Linked DNA regions of Homo sapiens: region 2 is linked to region 1. A link is a loop called in an ENCODE intact Hi-C map of the cell type or tissue named here. Cell type or tissue: prostate gland. All regions are shown on one strand. Each heading gives the region's core, and the rest is flanking DNA. Links, peaks and the distances in the headings are about the cores only. Region 1 overlaps WWOX (WW domain containing oxidoreductase). Region 2 has its middle 380 kb from the start of MAF.

Evidence for each region. A loop is a pair of places that touch in the nucleus more often than their neighbours do. Peaks named below come from ENCODE experiments on the same cell type or tissue, not always from the same donor. Only the 100,000 strongest peaks of a DNase experiment are listed, where the experiment ranks them.
Region 2: it touches region 1 in a loop (1.9-fold over the local background); 1 of 110 quality-filtered maps calls a loop at or near these places.

Annotation. Positions count from the first base shown.
Region 1 is chr16:79,065,789-79,076,393 of GRCh38, forward strand. All of the region lies in intron 8 of WWOX (WW domain containing oxidoreductase), which reads left to right. Among named protein-coding and RNA genes, the nearest start is that of MAF, 530 kb to the right of the region's middle. In prostate gland, for the core only: no CTCF peak of the experiment used is centred there; a DNase peak (open chromatin) is centred at 5,823; H3K27ac peaks cover 1,686 bases.
Region 2 is chr16:79,219,115-79,229,719 of GRCh38, forward strand. It overlaps a transcript of MAF not described here. Among named protein-coding and RNA genes, the nearest start is that of MAF, 380 kb to the right of the region's middle. In prostate gland, for the core only: no CTCF peak of the experiment used is centred there; no DNase peak of the experiment used is centred there.

The sequences.
Region 1 (10,605 bases), core at 1,630-9,629:
CTATGCCCAGGGATGAGTGAGGACTGCCAGCCCGTGGGGCTAGAAGCAAGATGGAGTCAGCTATGCTGTCATATTCCTCTTATGGTCACAATTTCACAAAGGTGGCTTCATTCTCATGACCATTGCTCCCAGGCATTGTTCTTGAATACCTTAGAAAGTTTCATTAGCTCATGTCTCTCCTCTTTGTACCACCTTCCAACATTTCCCTACTGCCTTGGACATTAAAGTCCAAATCCAGTCTGTTCATCATGATCTGTGGAGCCTTTGATAATCGCAGCCTCCAGCTTCTCCTTCACACCTGTCTCCTGTCTCCTGCTTTTTCTTTTTGTGCACTGCCCAAGAACCTTTTCATCTACTAATCTTTGAGTTTGCCGTCCTCTCTTCCTAAATCACTCCCCTCCCTCCACTGTTCCACGTGGGACGTTCCTTCCAGAGAGGCCTCCCTTAAGCCCACCTTCCATACCTCCTCTGGTTATCCTCAGTCATGAGGCCCTGCTTCCTCCCGCACACTGAGCACAGGCAGTACCTGCTTTACTCATGTACTTGTTTATTATCTGTGTCACCCAGTGGGACATAGTAGACTCCATCAGGGCTGGGAAGGAATCTGCCTTCGTCACCATTTTGACATCATTATCAAGTGCGCAATTAGGCTCACAGTTGAGCTCAACATAGGATCTGTGGAAGGAAAGAAGGACAGAAGGAAGGAAGGGGGAAGGGAAGAAGGGAGGAAGGGAGGGAAGGAAGGAGGGAATAATTTCCAGGAAGCCTCATTGGATTTCTTTCCCCCTTATTTCTGAAAGCTCACCTCTTTACAGCTGGCAAGGCCAGCAGAACTGAACAATAGAGCCGGATTAAGCAAGCATTCAGGTGCCCACTTAATTCAATCGGCGAATTTGCATTTCTCAGGCTCTGTGCCATGAGAGCCTGCCGCCTCAAGGGACCACCTGCCTTCTACCAGAAGGACTTTGCTCCTTGGAGAATTTCCCTCTGGCAATGGTCCAGGTCAAACGAGGTACCATACAAATGTGGCTTGTCACCATTTTCCAGTTTAACTTTCTCAAGCCTTGGCTGCCTCGATTTCATTCCAGACTACAGTAGCAGCTGAAAAGGTAGCTACCATTGCAGTCGAAGACACTGGCAGATGGGACTGGCTTGTTGGCAGAGATGGCAGAGATGGCAGAGATATGAACTATCTCTGAAAGGGCATTCTGCATGCCACAGTTAAGTGCTCTGTTGAAGGACGGCTCTGGAAGGGAGCATCCGCGAAATGAATAAGAAGGTGGTTATTAGTGAGGTCTCCCTGAAAGGAGCATAGCTGGATGCAATCCTTGGAGGCCCTGTCTAGGGCCTGTCTGGGGCTCCAGCTTTCATAGGGCCGGCCATCCCCTTTGCTCTGGGTGAGATCTGTCTTTGCTTCTGGTGATTCTGATATTCACTATCGAGAACGATTGCTTTAAAACACATCAGATCAAAGTTTTCTAAAATCAGAGTAAAAGCTAAAACCTTTGCAAGGTCCTGCATGACTTGAGTCCCTGTTCCTCCCTTGACATCAAAATGGCTGTTGTCTGCTCTCGCTCTCTCTCTTTCTCTCTCTCTGCTTCAGCTGTCCTGACCTCCTTGACCTTTCTTAAAAACTTTATGAAAACTCCACGTTTGGGCTTCCCTCCACCTGAGATGCTCTTCTCGGCTCCTGTGAGGGCTACCCCTTTACCCTTTATAGTGTCTGCCCGGACATCTCCTCACTAGAGACCTTCCCTGACCACTGCCACATGGAATAGTACTAATACTTCATGCTCATCCTCTGCCTGCCCTGGGTTTTTAATTTGTGCGTGTGGGTGGGGTGGGGGGCGGGGGGGGGCACTTATCACCACCTGCATATTATGCTTTTGTGCATTTCAGGTTGGTCTTTCCCGCAAGAAGGTAAACTCATCTGCAGCTGTATTCGCTGTGCCTATGGTAGTGCCTGGCAAATGCACAGAAGTGGGTATTACTGAGGACTTTGTGGTTCGAATGGAATGAGTGTGCTGCTGACAGTGTTGCGAGTCATCTGCAAATGAAAAGTCCTTCCTTCTCTTCCCTTCTGGAACCTTCCAAAGAGGCTAGCCTCCTGAGAGGGCGTCTCCTGGGAATGCCTGTGATCCAGGCAAGGCACCTAAATCAGCCAATAAATAATTAGTTTTGAGAAAAAAGCCTGCACAAAAGCAGAACTCACAGATTTTCTCATTGATCTTCCTGCCTTTGCCTTGGCCATGGTCAGTCTTTGGGGCTATTAGCTGCATGTACAAGTGCACAGGGGATGGGAGGGGGGCTCCGGAAGATCCCTAACCCATTGTGGACACACCATTTATGTTAGTGGAATCTGGTAAGAGTGATTGAGGAGAGAGCATTGGGTGAATGACCCTGTAATCCTTATAAAAATAGTAGCAACGGTAACTAATGATGTTTATGAACTGCCTAAGAATGCCATGACTGTGTCAAGCACTTCCCATAACTAGCTCATGTAAAGCCTGTAACCATCTTGGGGGTGAGGACAATTATGTCCCATTGTGTTATGTGTCTGTGTTTGCAGGAGTTGTTCAGTGGTAAGGTGCAGTCAGGACTTAAACCCGTGTTCCTGAGAGTAGCTCTGTGCTGCCTGACACACTCCTTCCTCCTGAATGCACAATCATATGTTCACGTGCCACATGGTTTTCAGAAAGCACTGCACGTGTAGGAAGCTCAAGACAGAGACGTGGCTGGTCACGGTGGCTCATGCCTGTAATCTCAACGCTTTGGGAGGCTGAAGCAGGAGGATCACTTGAGCCTAGGAGTTCGAGACCTGGGCAACATGGTGAGACCCCCATCTCTACAAACAACAACAACAAAAAAAAAAATTAGCCAGGCGTGGGGGTGCATGCCTGTGCTCCCAGCCACTCAGGAGGCTGAGGTGGGAGGATGGCTCGAGCCCAGGAGGCCAAGGCTGCAGTGAGATATGACCTCACCACTGCCCTGCAGCCTGAGCTATAGAGCCAGAACTTGTCTCAAAAAAACCCAATAATAATAATAATAATAATAATAATAATAATAATAATAATAAAGAAAGCGAGAGAGGAGGTAGGGAATGAATGCCGAAAGTGGTTCCTTGGGTCTGATGCCCACGCTTAACCGATTCCCAGCCAAACATTTCACAGTTGTCTTACGCACAGGCGTAAGATATGCATCTATCTTGGTGTGCACCTGAGAAGTAGTTATGTCTAAGTTTCCGACTTGACTTGGTAGAGTCATTTGATCAGTAAAGCGCAGAGCAGATGAACTACCTGGAAAGAAAGTGCCGGAACTCCCCACGTGTGACATCTCACTTCGGGGAAAGGTGGGCCCTGCGCTGCGCTTGGCGAAGGTAAATGCACCTGGGTATCCTCTTGACCTGGAATGGTGGAAAATAAAGAAAACTTCAGCATGTAGCAAGTAGTTGTGAGTACGATTAATGCTGTTTAGAGTTGCCAGTTCTCTTACGCACTCAGCGAAGGCCGTGTGGCTTCGCATTAATCACCACCAAGCCAACATGAGCTTCCAGCAAAAGAGCCCAGTGATTGGGAACAAATTCAAAACAGCTTTATTTCATTGACAGACAGGACCTTTTTGTTAAACTGTGGTTTAAAGACCTTTACATCTCTGTCTTGTTCACACGTTACTGTAGTCATTTACGTAAACTTAGGAACTAAGAACCGACTTATTTATCACAACCTATTGGCAGGAAAAGGGTCACATAAAAAAGAATCTTTATTGGTAGGTTTTTTTTTTTTTTTAAAGCTAATAAACAGTGCTAGTGGAAAGTATGCTGTTATCAACCATTATTGAAGTAAGTGGGTTTCTGGACTGAAAAAAAATAAAGAAAACATCTAAATGTCAGTGTGCAAATAGAAAGTAGCAGTCAATTAAATGAGGCAGTGTGTGGTCACCATAGATGGCCAATGTCTGTGTTATTAGGGAAAGAAGAGAAGCCGGGAAGGAGGAGGAGGTTTCTGGGGTTAACCTGTGTTTTGCTAACTGGTGTTAGTTAGTCTCAGATAAGAGCTCTATGTAAACCAACTTTGGCCCAAATTGACTCATTGAAAAACACCTTGTTTCAAATTTTTTCCCCCTCTATGACCAAAAAGTTACCCAAACCTTTGTGTCACATATTTAAGGATGTTCAAGGCAACCAATTAGTATTCAAGCATTTAGAATTATTTTGAAACATCTTCTGTGAAAAACAATTTATTTCCTATTCCAAAATAAATGCAGAATATTCCTAATATAGTTTGATAGTTCCTCCTCAAGACTTATCATTCAAAGATTGGGCAAATTGACTTGAAAGAGAAAAGTTAAGCTATTTCCCTAATACCAAGGCAATGCAGGTCAGCTGCAGTGCCTAATGTTTATAAAACTTGTAAATGTTGAAACCCACACTTGGTCTGAGAGAACATCATGCTCCAGTTTGTTCTTAGGAATGTGTTTCTGATGTGTGTGTGTGTGTGTGTGTGTGTGTGTGTGTGTGTGTTTTCCAGAAACCAACTGGGAAGGGCCCTAAGCTGAGATTACTGTTGAGAAGTAAATTGTGCTTTTAAAGTGTCCTCCAGCAAAATGGTCTCCTGGCTGTCTTTGGAAATGACGTATCAGTCCAGATGCCCTTTTTCTTGATGGATTGCTAGGATTTTTACTCACCACCGATGGAAAATTCTCATAGTCTGGAAGGGTGGAGCGTCTGCCTTCTATCATGATTGTACACAGATGAGCAAAGCTCCTTGGCAATGAGTGAGGCAGACGGGCAGTCAGGTTCGGACTGGTGCAGCAGGTAGGCTGCTGCTAGGGAGGAAGGAAGAGGCACAGAAGTTCAGGGCGTGAGAGGGTATGCGAGAGATGTCAACAATCCAGGAGCTGGCTTGCTTCTTCCTTTAGTCAGTGGTGCAAGCTTCAAGTGGATAATTCAAATGAATCAATGGAAAGGCCTCTTTTAACATTTGATTTGTTTCTTCAAAGAACACAGATGAAGTTTTTCTCATCTCTTTAGATTAGTGATTCTATATTGGTGAGGGAGTGGAAGAGAAATGTGGGTGTGTTGACTATATTCTCCACAGAAACTTTTTGAAGTAGCATCGTCACTCAGCACAGAACATTTTGACAATACACTTCCAGGGCAGGTGGTTTCTTACTATGTCCCTCCCTACCCCCACATACTTTGGGACTCAGAATGTAGGGAGTGTACTCTCGAGGGATGCAGCCCATACGTGAATGCATGGAGGCAGCATATAAGGTTGCAAAGCACTGACCTTCTCTTTTTATGATTCCCATTTATTCCATAGACTGTGAAGTCTGCCTGTACATTTCCAGGCTAGCAGTTTTTAATCAAATGTATGATCACTTTCTTCTGATGAACACAGTTAAGGGGCTTTGTTGTTCAGGTGAGTCTCACATTGTACTCCTCTCCTAAGAGCATTTATTATTACTTGCTACATACATTTTTGACAACCTGACAATGACTTTTTTGTCTTAATTTGGAGAAAACATACTCTGAGCTTTTGAAGTTGGTGTACTTGTTAAAGGAAGCCAGAAAAGCTTTTCAACCATTTGAGAGGGTGTGAAATACAGAAGGGGTTGTGCGTTTCTTCCCCCCTCATCTCTTAGAGCCCTGTTACCCAAGAGAGTTCACCAATTACCCAAACCAAGTTTCATTTTGTTTTCTCTCTAGTTTGAAAACTGTTTTTATTGCTTCAACTCTCCTTGTCTAGGAGAGCTGTTTCAGGTTTTTAGAGTCCTAAGAAAGGCTTCACTGGCTCTCTGCCAGCCTCCTGTCCCATTACACGCTCAGGCTTGTAGTCAGTTACTCTCTGCTGGTTTTGCTAAACCACTCTTGGGTCTTTCTTGGCCTCCTGCCCCGCATTCCCCTTCACGTTGTAAACGTAGCTTTTTAAGTTGGTCCCTTGATTGCTTCAAGTAATTGATCTGTTGGCCTAAAAATGAGTGGCTCTGATTCAGAGGTAGGAGTTAAACCAGATTCTGCCTAGGGACAAGTGTGTTGGGAGCTCTGCTTCTCTGGAGACAATGGTCAGCAGTGTTGCAACCAACTCCATGTCTGGTGCACCAGATGGTCTCATTGGGTGGTAGGGTGGCCAAACCTTGTGTGAGCTGGCTCACTTGTTCATTCATTCATTCGTTTACTCGTTCTTTTTTGTATTAGCTTAAAAATGCTTATACGCCGGCCATGGTGGCTCATGCCTGTAATCCTAGCACTTTGGAAGGCAGAGGCGGGAGGATTGCTTGAGTCTAGGAGTTTGAGACCAGCTTGGCCAAAACAGTGAGACTCCATCTCTACAAAAAAAGAAAAATAAATTAGTTAGGCATGGTAGAGTGTGCCTGTAGTCCTAGCTACTCAGGAAGCTGAGATGGGAGGATTGCTTGAGCCTAGGGGGTTGAGGCTGCAGTGAGCTATGATCATACCACTGCAATCTAGCCTGAGTAACAGAATGAGACTGTCCCCCCAACCCCCCAAAAACAGAAAACAGTATTCCTATCATATGCATTCTCAACTCTGCAGAGGTCCTGGGTCACATTTCCTGCAAAGTTGCACTGCCTCCCATAGGCATGAGACCTCCACATGGACAGAATTTCATGAGTGTTCACCTTGGTGTTGCTACTTTGCAACATAGACTTGAAGATTCAGAGAGGAGATGTGGTAAGAGTTTATTTCTGGACAGAGAAAAGCTACACCATTCATCTAGATCTCATTAATCTGTATTCATTTTGACATGCTTTTCTGCAGTTGACGTTTTTATTTATTAAGCGCTTTACAAGATATTCAGTATCATTATCGAAGCTATAATTATTAATGATCAAAGTTAGCAGTACTTGTTTTAGCTGTCATCTTCATCATCACCATCACCATCACCATCGTCATCATCAGGGCCACAACAGCCTCTTCTTTTCTCTTAAATCTTCCAGCAATTCTTCAACTTTGCCTGTATATTTATCATACAACATAATCCTAGTATTTAGTAAATGCTTGGTCTTTGATTTCTTATTTTCAAATGCATGTCTTTAGAACCAGAATGTGTGTAGCTGTTTTCTGGCCTGAATTTGGGCTGAGATGATGAGAAGTTTAGTTGCCACTTTCAGCTAAGTGGAAGTGTTTTCCCCATTTGGACTCCGGGTCATTGACAAACGTCATCACTGTTTTTAGTTGAAATGTGCTTCCATGTGGCTGTTCATCAGCACACCCATATCTAGACGTGTGCTAGCCTCAGTGAGAGTTGCAGAATCTGTGTATTCATTTCCTTTATCTAGAAATCCTCATTATGGTACATAAAAGAGCTTTCTATCGCTTTTTTACATTATAGTAGTTATTCGTTATTATTATTATTATTATTATTATTATTATTATTATTATTACTGAGACACCGTTTTACTCTCTCTTTGCCCAGGCTGGAGTGAAATGGCACGATCGCAGCTCACTGCGACCTCCACCTCTTGGGTTCAAGTGGTTCTTCTGCCTCAGCTTCCTGAGTAGCTGGGATTACAGGTGCACGCCGCCATGCCCGGCTACTTTTTGTATTTTTAGTGGAGACAGGGTTTCACCATGTTGGCCAGGCTGGTCTCAAACTCCTGACCTCAGGTGATCCACCCAACTCGGCCTCCCAAAGTGCTGGGGTTTCAAGCATGAGCCACCGCGCCTGGCTTTGTTATTATAGAGTTATATGGATTTATCATTTTAGGTGGAGATTTGAGTTTATGTCTCCTACAGACAGCCGTAGACTTTGTTTCATTTTAAGATCAGTGTTGCAGACACTGCTGAGTGTCTTCAAATGTCTGTTCTCCCTTTATTACCTACTAATAAAATACCTAATTTTCAACAGCCTGGGAAGAGACTATATTTCCCTGCTTGCCTTTGCAGCTAGAGTGATCCTTTGATGAAGTTCTAGTAAATGGGACGTTAGCAGAACTGTCGTATCTCAGGGCTTCCGTAGGGTTTATAACTGATCCACTGAGAGATAAGTTGAGAGCTTGAGAGTCAACCTTTAGAAAAGTTCGTAACTATTTGTCAAAATTAAGCTTATGTCTGTTCCAGGTAGTAATTTTAAAATGGGCTTATATTTTGTATGTCCTTTTTAATTTCCTTTTTCTAGCAATTCTCAATGTTTTTTTAAAATCTCTTCTGGAGGAGGGTACCCTTCACAAAGTTATTTGCCAAAGGTCTGAGGAAAAAAAAAGCCTTTCACCATGGTTAGTTCGAGAAGCACAGCAATACAGTACTTCTGCTACGAGTGTATACAGGCTGAGGATGGGTGCTTTGTGGCCCTTTTCTTTTACCGGCTGACTAGAATGTTGACGTTAAAGCAGTTAGAGTTCGAGCAGGCAACTCCGACCCCAAGTTGGAGCTGTGTGTTGAAGATAGAAGAGCAAATATGTGGAAGGAACCTGGATTTCTATTTTTTTAAAAAATATAATAAATCATCCAGCCCCAAATGTCAGGAACCTGGGTTTCTAATGATGGTTGGCTGTCACCCCCATTTCCCACACTTTAAATGAGAGAAGTAAACATCTGACTTCCTAAAACCACCGTTGTCACTCAAAGCCGAATCTCATCCTGACTGAAATGTCACTAGTCCTTTTTTTTTTTTTTTTTTTTTTTTTTTTTTTTTGGTCATATTTTCTCCATTTGGAGAGGCTGGCTGACCCATCAATGGGCAGTGTGGGGGAATGGAGAGACCTGGGATTTTGGGGACAACAGTGACCATGAGGGGATCTCTACACTCCTACTTGGAAATGGAGTAGCATTCTACACTTAAGTATCTCCCTTTATAAGCTAGGAATACTAAGAACCTAAGAGTCTCCATGAGGATTAGATGAGGTAATGTTTGTAAAGAATCTGAGATATAGTAAGTTGATCAGCATATGTTATTTATCCTCTTCTTCCCTCTACAAAGATAACTAAGCTGAGATAGCCTAACTCCCCCAGCTCAGAAAATAGCAAGTTATTTGCAAAATCAAATGCTGATGTAACCATTTCCATTCTGAACTCAGAAAATGGAGATAAATCTCTTGCAAGGCTTTTGATTTTAGTTTTTAGATACAGAACCTTTAAAAAAAAAGAAAAATAAACGTTTTGCCAAAGTGTAGTATATACAACAGATGTGAGGGAAGGACATTGTTTTAAGTGGGAAACGTCAGCTCTCTCAACTTCTACACATTCGACTATTCCCTACTCCTCAGTGACCCCAAAGACCCCAGAGAAACTCAGTATGAAAAATCACTATGGAAGTGCAATAGTTATTACTTTGTTTGGAATTCACTACAACACTGTTTCTCAAAATATAATTCCTGAGTCACTTGGAAGATTACAACCAACTGAATTAGAATCTCTGGAAGGCATCCTAAGAGTCTGCATTTGTATGAAGCTTCCCAGGTGGTTCTGCTCAGCCCTAAGTTTGAAAACTACTGGCAGAATAGTAGCAGAGTTACTTATTCTACATTCGTTTTTTAACCCATTGTAAAAATCATACATGTATGTTCAAGACACCGGCAGATCACAGGAAGGGAAAAAAAATCACTTATGCTTCCACCACCTTAACCTAGAAACCTTTAGGACTTTTCAGTACTTCCTTTCTGTCTTTTTCCCCTATACCTAAGTTTTTATTTACAATATAGTTGTAGCCATATGATTGTTGCTTTCATTGTTGCTTACATGTGTTAAATAATTTTGTCTCTGTATAATAACAACCTCTGGCGATTTTTCCTTTCTCTCTCTCTCTTTTTTTTTTTCTTTTGTTTAGACGGAGTCTTGCTCTGTCACCCAGGCTGGAGTTTAGTGGCATGATCTTGGCTCACTGCACCCTCCGCCTTCTGGGATCAAGTGATTCTCCTGCCTTAGCCTCCTGAGTAGCTGGGACTATAGGTGTACATCACCACACCTGGCTACTTTTTGTATTTTTAGTAGAGATGGGGTCTCATCTGGTGATTTTTCAAGTAAGGTAATGGAAGCAAGAGAGGTTTACATACATGGTGTACATATACCTCGGCAGCCTGTTTCCTTCCCTTATAACTATCTCAAAAAAACATATTAAGTTATTTTTCAGAATTATGTTTTTTCCTGTTGCTTTTGACTGTAAAGGGCAGACTTAAATTTAGTTAACATCTGCTCTAACGTTGGATCATGTGTGGAGTCCCCAGTTTTCAACATTAAAAATAAAGTATTTGTTGAAGTGGGGTTTTTTTCTTCTTACAGTATATGTAGAACCATTTTCTTGAAAATGTTTCTTAGAAATTTGTTACTTAGAAGATTTGAGCCAATGATACATTGCCGAGATTTGTAAGAGTAAGACCAGCCTACGCTGAGTATTATTTTCTCAAAGGAATATTATGAGGCACATCCCATCTTCATATCAGGGAACAAACTGTCACATTTTAGTGAAATCTGTGGGTTATGTGTGACCACACACAGTGTCGTGTTTGCTCCCTTTACAGAAATCTAAGTAAAAGAATCACTTTTTCCTAGTATCTGGATGACTTGATTTCTTACTATCTTGGGCCTTCTTGGAAACCCTGAAATGTAGCCTTTTCATCTTAATTCACAAAGTGTTCATTCTCACCCTT
Region 2 (10,605 bases), core at 1,734-9,733, 150 kb after region 1:
TAAAAGCTCCTTTTAATTTTCAAAACAGAGTTACGCAAATAGAGGCTCTCCATGGCTCATTCAGATGAGGGAGGCTCTGTGTCTTCTTCCGGCTTTCCTGATTTTATCTGATGTTCACCAAGAGCTTGTCCTGTTACTTTGGAATTGTGACAATGTCTCATCTGATGCTGGGCATTCCCTGAGGGACAGTCCATTTTTATAAAGCACCATTTCCCGAGTGCTTACCAAAACGCCTATCTGAAATTCTGTCTTTGTTCATTTAAGACTCACAGCTTTTGTACAAAAAATTAGCCAGGCAAGGTGGCGGGCGCCTGTAGTCCCAGCTACTCCGGAGGCTGAGGCAGGAGAATGGCGTGAACCCGGGGGGCGGAGCCTAAAGTGAGCGGACATCGCGCCACTGCACTCCAGCCTGGGCGACAGCGAGACTCTGCCTCAAAAAAAAAAAAAAAAAAAAAAAAAAAAGACTCACAGCTTTTGAAGTGAATGTTACTGTCCCCTTTTCACCAATGAGCAAACCATTTGAATCGTGGGGTCACCACTTCCTGTGTGACGCTGTGCCACCATTGTACGTCTCCACTCCAAGGCCATTTGTCTCTGACCCCGTTCCCTACTGTCACTCTGCGTCTGTGATCTCCTGTACCTCAGACTTCATTCCTACCGTGCTTTATTTTCAATGTAGGACTTGTTTAGGCTTCTCTAAGCTGAACAAGTGGGAATTCCATTGGTAATTTACCTGAATGTGGCTTTATGTTTATATCCTTTCAATATGATTTGTGATATTGGTTATATAAAAAGTTGTATCATCGTATTTAAATAGAGTTAATCTTGGAAATAACTGGTAACTAATGTTCTGTTAAACAAAATGTACTGCTGTTTTTATTAAAAAATTAAAATTCTTTGGGATGCCAAGGTGGGCAGATCACCTGAGGTCAGGAGTTCAAGACCAGCCTAGCCAACATGGTGGAACCCTGTCTCTACTAAAAATACAAAAATTAGCCGGGTGTGGTGGTGGGCACCTGTAGTCCCAGTTACTCGGGAGGCTGAGGCAGGAGAATTGCTTGAGCCCAGGAGGTGGAAGCTGCTGTGAGCTCAGATGGTGCCAATGCACTCCAGCCTGGGCAACAGAGTGAGACTCCATCTCAAAAAAAAAAAAAAAAAAAGTTAAAGTTAAAATGCATGCCCAGCATTTAAGTTTGGGGGGCAGGATCAGAAAAACACATGTGCCCATAGTCCCACCACTCAAAAGAACCAACTAGTGTAAATACTGTGGTACATTTTTTATGCATTAGAAAATTTGCATGTATCTTGTAGTTTTCATTTTATATAGTTGTGATTATATTCCATATACACCTTGATATATTTCAAACTAAGTAAATTATTTTAAAATAATTTAATGCCTTTATGATCCTGTATCTAGCGAACAGATAGATATATGGTAGTTACTTAATCATTTTTTTATTCTTGGAGAGTTAAAATTTCTACCCTTTACCACCACCATGTTTCATTAATATAAATCGTGGTTTAGTAAATATATTTGTGTAAGATTTGGGGGAACTCTTTATTTTCTTAACATCAGTTCCAAGGAGAATGCTGGGGTCAAACAACATGAAAATATTTAAGGCTCTGGGTAGTTACTGGCAAGATACTTTTTCTGTGCTGCCTACACAGATGGCTTTTATCTCTGCTGCTGGTTTTCTTTGAGAAGAGTAGGTATGTTTCACCCAGGTGGATATGCTGCTGATCAGTTTATTTTCCCCAGATGACCTGCCTGTCTGGCATGCAGCACTGTTAACCTTACCGGGAGATGCCATTAAAGTTCCTGGGTATGCAACTCTCTTTCCCGTCTGGAACCAAGACAGAAGAGGACAGGAGCATTGTGTCAGCGAAATAAAAAAAGGCTGAATGCGGAAAGCAGAAAGAAACAAGCTAAACTTTGGGTCAGCTCGTTTTGCCAGCCTTTTGATAGTGTTCATTGTTCTGCTGCTTCAGAACCTACTGAGAAAGTTCGAAGACTTTCTTGACTGCGTTGGGAAATGTTCAGAATTCTTTGCCTGGTTTGCTAAGACAGAGCTTGCCCTTAAACTTGGTTCCGGGGAATTTTACCTGGTGTGGCCTAGATTTGAAGGACTTTATGATGAAGTACTTGGCTTTGTGCTCTTCTTATTATTGGCTGCCTTCAAACCCACTTTAGGGAGAGAGGCTGAGCAGATCCTCCCTGGGAAAAAATTCAGTCATGTTACCGTTTTCTGAACAAGAATCCAGAACCTTCCAGAAGCCTGTGTAAATCACTCTATGTGTTCCCAAAGCATTCACAGCTCAGCACTTTCAAAATATAGGAGCAGAAGACATGAAAAAAATGAACACTCATACATCTATATCTCATGTTCAATCTGAATAGCAAATATTAATAGTAAAAACCACTGTTTAAAGTATTAAAATCACTATGATCCTTATTAATAATACAAAACAGAGCTTCTTAATCCAGAAATTCAAATTCTAGCAGTTAATCCTAAAACAAGGCAATCTTCATCATCTGGACAGCTGATAAGAGTGTATGTGATTATGTGTGTGTACATGTGCATGAGTGTATGTGATTGTGTATGTGTGTGTGTGCACGTGTGTACGTATACGTGATTGTGTGTGTATGTGTGTGTGTGCATGTATGTGTAGATATCAGGAGTTTCAGAATTCAAAAACCGCATGAACAGACTAATAGATCTGTGAAGTTCTGTTATTAAAAACAATTTAATTATGTTTAACCCTAATCCTTTGAACACAGGCCACTGCTTTGTTTTTGTCTTTGATTTTTTTTCATTAGCTATTTGTTAATACACTTCCCTGGGACACAGACAGAGAAACGTTTTTCTTAAAGCAGTAAAAATAATATCATGAGAAACCGGAGATCAATTTAAATGTCTAACAGTTGGGGCGAAGCTCTCTGACTACCATGAAATAACGTTGTGGGAGAAATTTAATAGAAATGATGTTTAAGACTAACAGCAGATCTCTCGGCAGAAACCCTAAAAGCCAGAAGACCTACAAGCCAGAAGAGAAAGGGGGCCAATTTTCAACATTATTAAAGAAAAGAATTTTCAACCCAGGATTTCATATCCAGCCAAACTGAGTTTCATAAGCGAAGGAGAAATAAAATTCTTTACAGACAAGCAAATTCTGAGCGATTTTATCACCACCAGGCCTGTCTTACAAGAGCTCCTGAAGAAAGCACTAAACATGGAAAGGAACAACTGATACCAGCCACTGCAAAAAGATACCAAATTGTAAAGACCATCAACACTATGAAGAAACTGCATCAACTAATGGGCAAAGTAACTAGCTAGCATCATAATGACAGGATCAAATTCACACATAACAACCCTAAAACTTAAAGTATAATAATAAAAAAAAGAAAACAATATTAACCTTCAATACAAATGGACTAAATGCTCCAATTAAAAGACACAGACTGGCAAATTAGATAAAGAGTCAAGACCCATCCTGTGCTGTATTCAGGAAACCCATCTCACGTGCAGAGACACAAATAGGCTCAAAATAAAGAGATACAGGAAGATTTACCAAGCAAGTGGGAAGAAAAAAAAGCAGGGTTGCAATCCTAGTCTCTGATAAAACAGTTTAAACCAACAAGATCAAAAGAGACAAAGAAGGGCATTACATAATGGTAAAGGGATCAATGCAACAAGAACTAACTATCCTAAATATATATGCACCCAATACCGGAGCACCCAAACTCATAAAGCAAGTTCTTAAAGACCTACAAAGAAACTTAGACTACCACACAGTAATAGTGGGAGACTTCAACACTCCACTGTCAATATTAGACATATCGACGAGACAGAAAATTAACAAGGATATCCAGGACTTGAACTCAGCTCTGGACCAAGCAGATCTAATAGACATTTACAGAACTCTCCACCGCAAATCAACAAAATATACATTCTTCTCAGCACCACATTGCACTTATTGTAAAATTGACCACATAATTGGAAGTAAAACACTACTCAGCAAATGCAAAAGAACGGACAACATAACAGTCTCTCAGACCACAGTGCAATCATATTAGAACTCAGGATTAAGAAACTCACTCAAAACTGCACAACTACATGGAACCTGAACAACCTGCTCCTGAATGACTACTGGGTAAGTAACAAAATGAAGACAGAAATAAAGTTCTTTCAAACCAATGAGAACAAAGACACAATGTAGCAGAATCTCTGGGACACATTTAAACCAGTGTGTAGAGGGAAATTTATAGCACTAAATGCCCACAAGAGAAAGCAGGAAAGATCTAAAATCGACACTCTAACATCACAATTAAAAGAACTAGAGAAGCAAGAGCAAATAAATTCCAAAGTTAGCAAAAGACAAGAAATAACTAAGATCAGAGCAGAACTGAAGGAGATAGAGACACAAAAAACCCTTCAAAAAATCAATGAATCCAGAAACTGGTTTTTTTGCAAAGATCAACAAAATACACCACTAGCCAGATTAATAAAGAAGAAAAGAGGGAAGAATTAAATAGACTCAATAAAAAATGATAAAGGGGATATCACCACTGATCTCACAGAAATACAAACTACCATCAGAGAATACTATAAACACCTCTGTGCAAATAAACTAGAAAATCTAGAAGAAATGGATAAATTCCTGGACATATACACCCTCCCAAGACTCAACCAGGAAGAAGTCAAATCCCTGAATAGACCAATAACAAGTTCTGAAATTGAGGGAGTAATTAATAGCCTACCACCCAAAATAAGTCCAGGACCAGAGGGATTCAAAGCCAAATTCTACCAGGAGTACAAAGAGGAGCTGGTACCATACCTTCTGAAACTATTGCAAACAATAGGAAAAGAAGGAATCCTCCTTAACTCATTTTATGAGGCCAGCATCATCCTGATACCAAAACCTGGCAGAGACACAACAAAAAAAGAAAATTTGAGGCCGATATCCCTGATGAACATTGCTGCGAAAATCCTCAATAAAATACTGGCAAACCGAATCCAGCAGCACATCAAAAAGCTTATGCACCACGATCGAGTCAGTTTTATCCCTGGGATGCAAGGCTGGTTTAACATATGCAAATCAGTAAACGTAATCCATCACATAAACAGAACGGATGATAAAAACCACATGATTCTCGCAATAGATGCAGAAAAGGCCTTCAACAAAATTCAACAACCCTTCATGCTAAAACTCTCAATAAACTAGGTATTGATGGAACGTATCTCAAAATAATAAGAGCTATTTTTGACACACCCATAGCCAATATCATACTGAATGGGCAAAAACTGGAAGCATGCCTTTTGAAAACCTGCACAAGACAAGGATGCCCTCTCTCACTGCTCCTATTCCACATAGTATTGGAAGTTCTGGCCAGGACAATCAGACAAGAGAAAGAAATAAAGGGTATTCAATTAGGAAAAAAGGAAGTCAAATTGTCTCTGTTTACAGATGACATGATTGCATATTTAGAAAACCCTATCGTCTCAGCCCAAAACCTCCTTAAGCAGATAAGCAACTTCAGCAAAGTCTCAGGATACAAAATCCATGTGCAAAAATCACAAGCATTTCTATACACCAATAATAGACAAACAAGAGAGCAAAATCATGAGTGAACTCCTATTCACAATTGCTACAAAGAGAATAAAATACCTAGGAACACAACTTACAAGGGATTATGAAAGACCTCTTCAAGGAGAACTACAAACCACTGCTCAAGGAAATAAGAGAGGACACAAACAAATGGATAAACATTGCATGCTCATGGGTAGGAAGAATCAATATTGTGAAAATGGCCATACTGCCCAAAGCAATTTATAGATTCAGTGCTATCCCCATCAAGCTACCACTGACTTTCTTCACAGAATTAGAAAAAACTACCTTAAATTTCATATGGAACCAAAAAAGAGCCCACATAGCCAAGACAATCCAAAGCAAAAAGAGCAAAGCTGGAGGCATCATGCTGCCTGACTTCAAAGGATACTACAAGGCTACAATAACTAAAAAGCATGGTACTGGTGCCAAAACAGATATATAGATTAATGGAACAGAACAAAGGCCTCAGAAATAGCACCACAAAACTACAACCATCTGATCCTTGACAAACTTGAGAAAAACAAGCAATGGGGAAAGAATTCCCTATTTGATAAATGGTGTTGAGAAAACTGGCTAGCCATATGCAGAAAACAGAAACTGGAACCCTTCCTTATGCCTTATACAAAAATTAACTCAAGCTGGATTAAAGACCTAAACATAAGACCTAAAACCATAAAAACCCTAGAAGAAAACCTAGGCAACACCATCCAGGTCATAGGTATGGGCAAAGACATATGGGCAAAGACTTCATGACTAAAACAGCCAAAGCAATGGCAACAAAAGCCAAAATTGAGAAATGGGATCCAATTAAACTAAATAGCTTCTTCACAGCAAAAGAAACTATCATCAGAGTGAACAGGAAACCTACAGAATGGGAGAAAATTTTTGCAATCTATCCATCTGACAAAGGGCTAATATCCAGAATCTACAAAGAACTTAAACAAATTTACAAGAAAAAAAACCACACAACCCCATCAAAAAGTGGGCAAAGGATATAAACAGACACTTCTCAAAAGAAGACATTTATACAGTCAGCAAACATATGAAAAAATGCTCATCATCACTGGTCATTAGAGAAATGCAAATCACAAACACAATGAGATACCATCTCACACCAGTTAGAATGGTGATCATTAAAAAGTCAGGAAAGAACAGATGCTGGAGAGGATGTGGAGATATAGGAACACTTTTACACTGTTGGTGAGAGTGTAAATTAGTTCAACCATTGTGGAAGACAGTGTGGCAATTCCTCAAGGATCTAGAACTAGAAATACCATTTGACCCAGCAATCCCATTACTGGGTATATACCCAAAGGATTATAAATCATTCTACTATAAAGACAAATGCACACGTATGTTTATTGCAGTACTGTGCACAGTAGTAAAGACTTGGAACCAACCCAAATGCCCATCAATGATAGACTGGATAAAGAAAATGTGGCACATATATACCATGGAATACTATGCAGCCATAAAAAAGGATGAGTTCATGTCCTTTGCAGGGACATGGATGAAGCTGAAAACCAACATTCTCAGCAAACCAACACAAGAACAGAAAACCAAACACTGTACGTTCTGACTCATAAGTGGGAGTTGAACATTGAGAACACACGGACAAGGGAGGGTAACATCACATACCAGGGCCTGTCAGGGGGTGGGGTGTTAGGGGAGGGATAGCATTAGGAGACATACCTAATGTAGATGACGGGTTGATGGGTGCAACAAACCACCATGGCATGTGTATACCTATGTAAAAACCTGCATGTTCTGCACATGTACCCCAGAACTTAAAGTATATAAAAAAATTTAAAAACAAAATGTTTATAACCTATTAGATGAAAAATGTACGTTATAAAAGTTGGTAGGGTATGATCCCATTTTTGTTAAACCTACATTCATGACTTTGTACCTACAAATACGTATTGAGAGAAAAAATGAATGAAAAAGTGCTAATAATGTTTATCTCTGGGTAGAGGACATGTGGATGACATTTTTTTCTTAGGCTCATCTATATTCCCCACATTTTCTATGATAAAGGTATGCTCTAATAGTTTTTAAAAAGTAAAATTTAGAAAAATGATGACAAAATATGCCAGTGCTTGTAAAACATGCCCAGCTGCCTTATTGAGTATTATAGCACGGCTGTGAGCTGACTCAGGTCCAGTCATGGAGCCTCCAGAAAGTACTCTTGAGTTGACATACTGACAGAAATGGAATGGCTTGTAAGTTTCCCAGGAACAGGATGGGGAACCTTAGGGCTACATGGCACCAAGAAACATATATTTGAAAAAAATAAAAGCAGGTGGATTATTTTGGGTCACTTAATTGTTTCAAAATAACTGGCTGGGCCAGTTAATCCCAGCCCTTTGGCAGGCTAAGGCAGCAGGATCCTTTCAGTCCAGGAGTTTGAGATGAGCCTGGTCTCAACCCCATCTCTACAAAAGTCTGGTCTCAAATCCCGTCTCTACAAAAAATTATCCAGGCATGGCGGCACACACCTGTGGTCCCAGCTACTCAGGAGGCTGAGGTAGGGGGATCGCCTGGGCCTGGGAGGTCAAGACTGCAGTGAGCCTTGATTGTGCCACTGCACTCTAGCCTGGGGGACAGAAGGATACCCTGTCTCACACAAACAAACAAACAAAACAAAACAACTGGCTGGTTGTCTGAATTACCTTTCATTGCTGTGTGTGTATGAACACCATCTCCCTGTGACTTTGGCCAGGTCAGTATTCAACAAGAGACTTTTTTTCCACTTGAGTTTGACATTCTGCCATGGTCGAGTAACGGTACTGTAATTGTTTAGCTCCTCATGTCTCCACCTCAGTGCACTCCTATTAACCTTGAACATTCATGCCCAGATTTTGCCACACCCAGAGTATGGATATATGACAAACCCCATTCTACGTTTTGTTTTATTACTACTTGCTAAAAATTTGAACTAAATGATAAGCTGAAGTATTGATTTTTTTTTTGCCCATCTCATCTCTGCTACTATAAAGTTTTTAAACATTGGAAAACAAAATAATACATTTTACGCTACTCTAAACAAATATCCTCATCAAAAAAACCTGAAATATTTAGACTTAAAAAATATCAGCAATGTCAATATAACTGTTGAGTGGAGAGAAATCCTGGGTGTAGACCACAACTTCTTTCTTGGAATCTGAGAATAATACCTTTTCAGAAAAATCTTTGAGACAGGGTCTTTCTCTGTCACACAGGCAAGACTGCTATGGCACAATTATAGCTTACTGTTACCTTGAACTCCTGCGCTCAAGCGATCCTCTCACCTGAGCCTCCCAAGTAGCTAGGACTATAGGCACGCACCACCACACGCAGCTAAGTACTTAGTTTTTGTAGAGATAAGGTCTTGCTATGTTGCCCAGGCTGGTCTCCAACTCCTAGCCTCAAGTGATCCTCCTGCTTCTGCCTCCCAAAGGGAGGTTGGGATTATAGGTATAAGCCACCTTGCCCAGCCACATTATTTTTGAACTTTAAAGTTATTTCATGACTTGTGTAACAACTATTTGAAGGGAAAGAATGAAAAATATGCCATCTACAAGGAAAGCGTGAATACCTAAGAAACATCCAAATAATTCACCCATTAACTATCAGTCTAAATGAGGGCAAGGTGGGTCTGATCTCCTAATAATATCACATGTGCTTCATTCATAAAATCAAGAAAGAATGGCTTCACTAGATCCTGCTCTGACTTTAATCCCAGGACAGGAAATGCACTGATAATTCTCAAAGCTTTGGATAGGAAAGCTTCACAAATTGGCCTGGATCCATTTCTGTGGCTGTGAGTCTTCACACATTGATCTTCCTGATCCCTGAGCCCCTGCCGGTGTTTCCTCACTGGCTCATGCCCTTTTCAATGGTTGGCACCTTTGATCATAAATGTTTCCACAGGTACACAAAGACAGGCATGAAAGATAGAGGAAAAGAGCTCTCTGCCTATATTTGTTATGGTTGAAAATTCAGATGTTTCTCCTCTGTTTCCACTTAGGCTGAGTTACAAGGTAATTTGCTCAGGAAGACGAATATAATGGTGGTGGGGGGTTAGGGCAGGGGGAGGTCCGCTCAGGGTTTCCACCAAGGGTGCAGGTTTAACAGAAGCCAGAATGGGAGGATCATGTACATAGACTACAGTGAGAATGGTACCCCAGTTCCTCCCTCCAGCAACATCAGCCTGCACCAGTCTGAGACAGGGCACGGTGGGGAATGAGGGGCCAAGATGGGCTTTCATCGTTAACACACATCCATCAGAGCACAATTCTTCTTGGAGCAAAAGATACAGCACAGTAGAAAAAGCCCAATCAGCCACATTCTAATCCCCTTCTCACCCACGGAGCTGTGTGATCCTGGCAAATCATGTGTCCTCTCAGAGCTTCTTCCTTCAAACATAGACCCCCCCCAACACCCAGGTCACACGAACTTTCTCCTTCTGAGGATAAAGGCCACAGCCGGAATTTAGTAACATTAATTTTAAAACCCTCATCTCCAGGCCAGAAAAGCCTCTCCCAACCCCTTGGAAACGGGTTTTGATGGCACCACCAAGACAGCAGGGTCAGTGACTCACGGATTTGGGGGATGGCCTTGTGGGCGCGAGGCTCCTCCGGAAAGCAGGCATTGTGCAGGGTGTCTCTTTGATGGTCTTTTAAAGAGCTTTCCCTGTTAGCTAGAGCAGTTTCACCTTCAGATAGAGCTGCCTTTCCGTTGTCCGTGGAATTCACTGCACATTTCGAGGGACCGCCTGTCCTGGCAGAGAGCAAGGGACTCATAAAAGTGTCAGAACATTATGAACAGCCCGAAGATGGGCTGTGAGCGGGGATAAGTGAAGCGCGGCGTGGAGGCCGTTCGGTAACTCCATCCATCTGTGGACAGGGGCGTGAGGACAAGGCGAACAGACTCGTGGCGAGCAGCACCTGGGCAAGCCAGCAGGTGCTTGAGCCACGGGGCTGGCTCCTCGTTGAGCTATCTAGAGGAGTG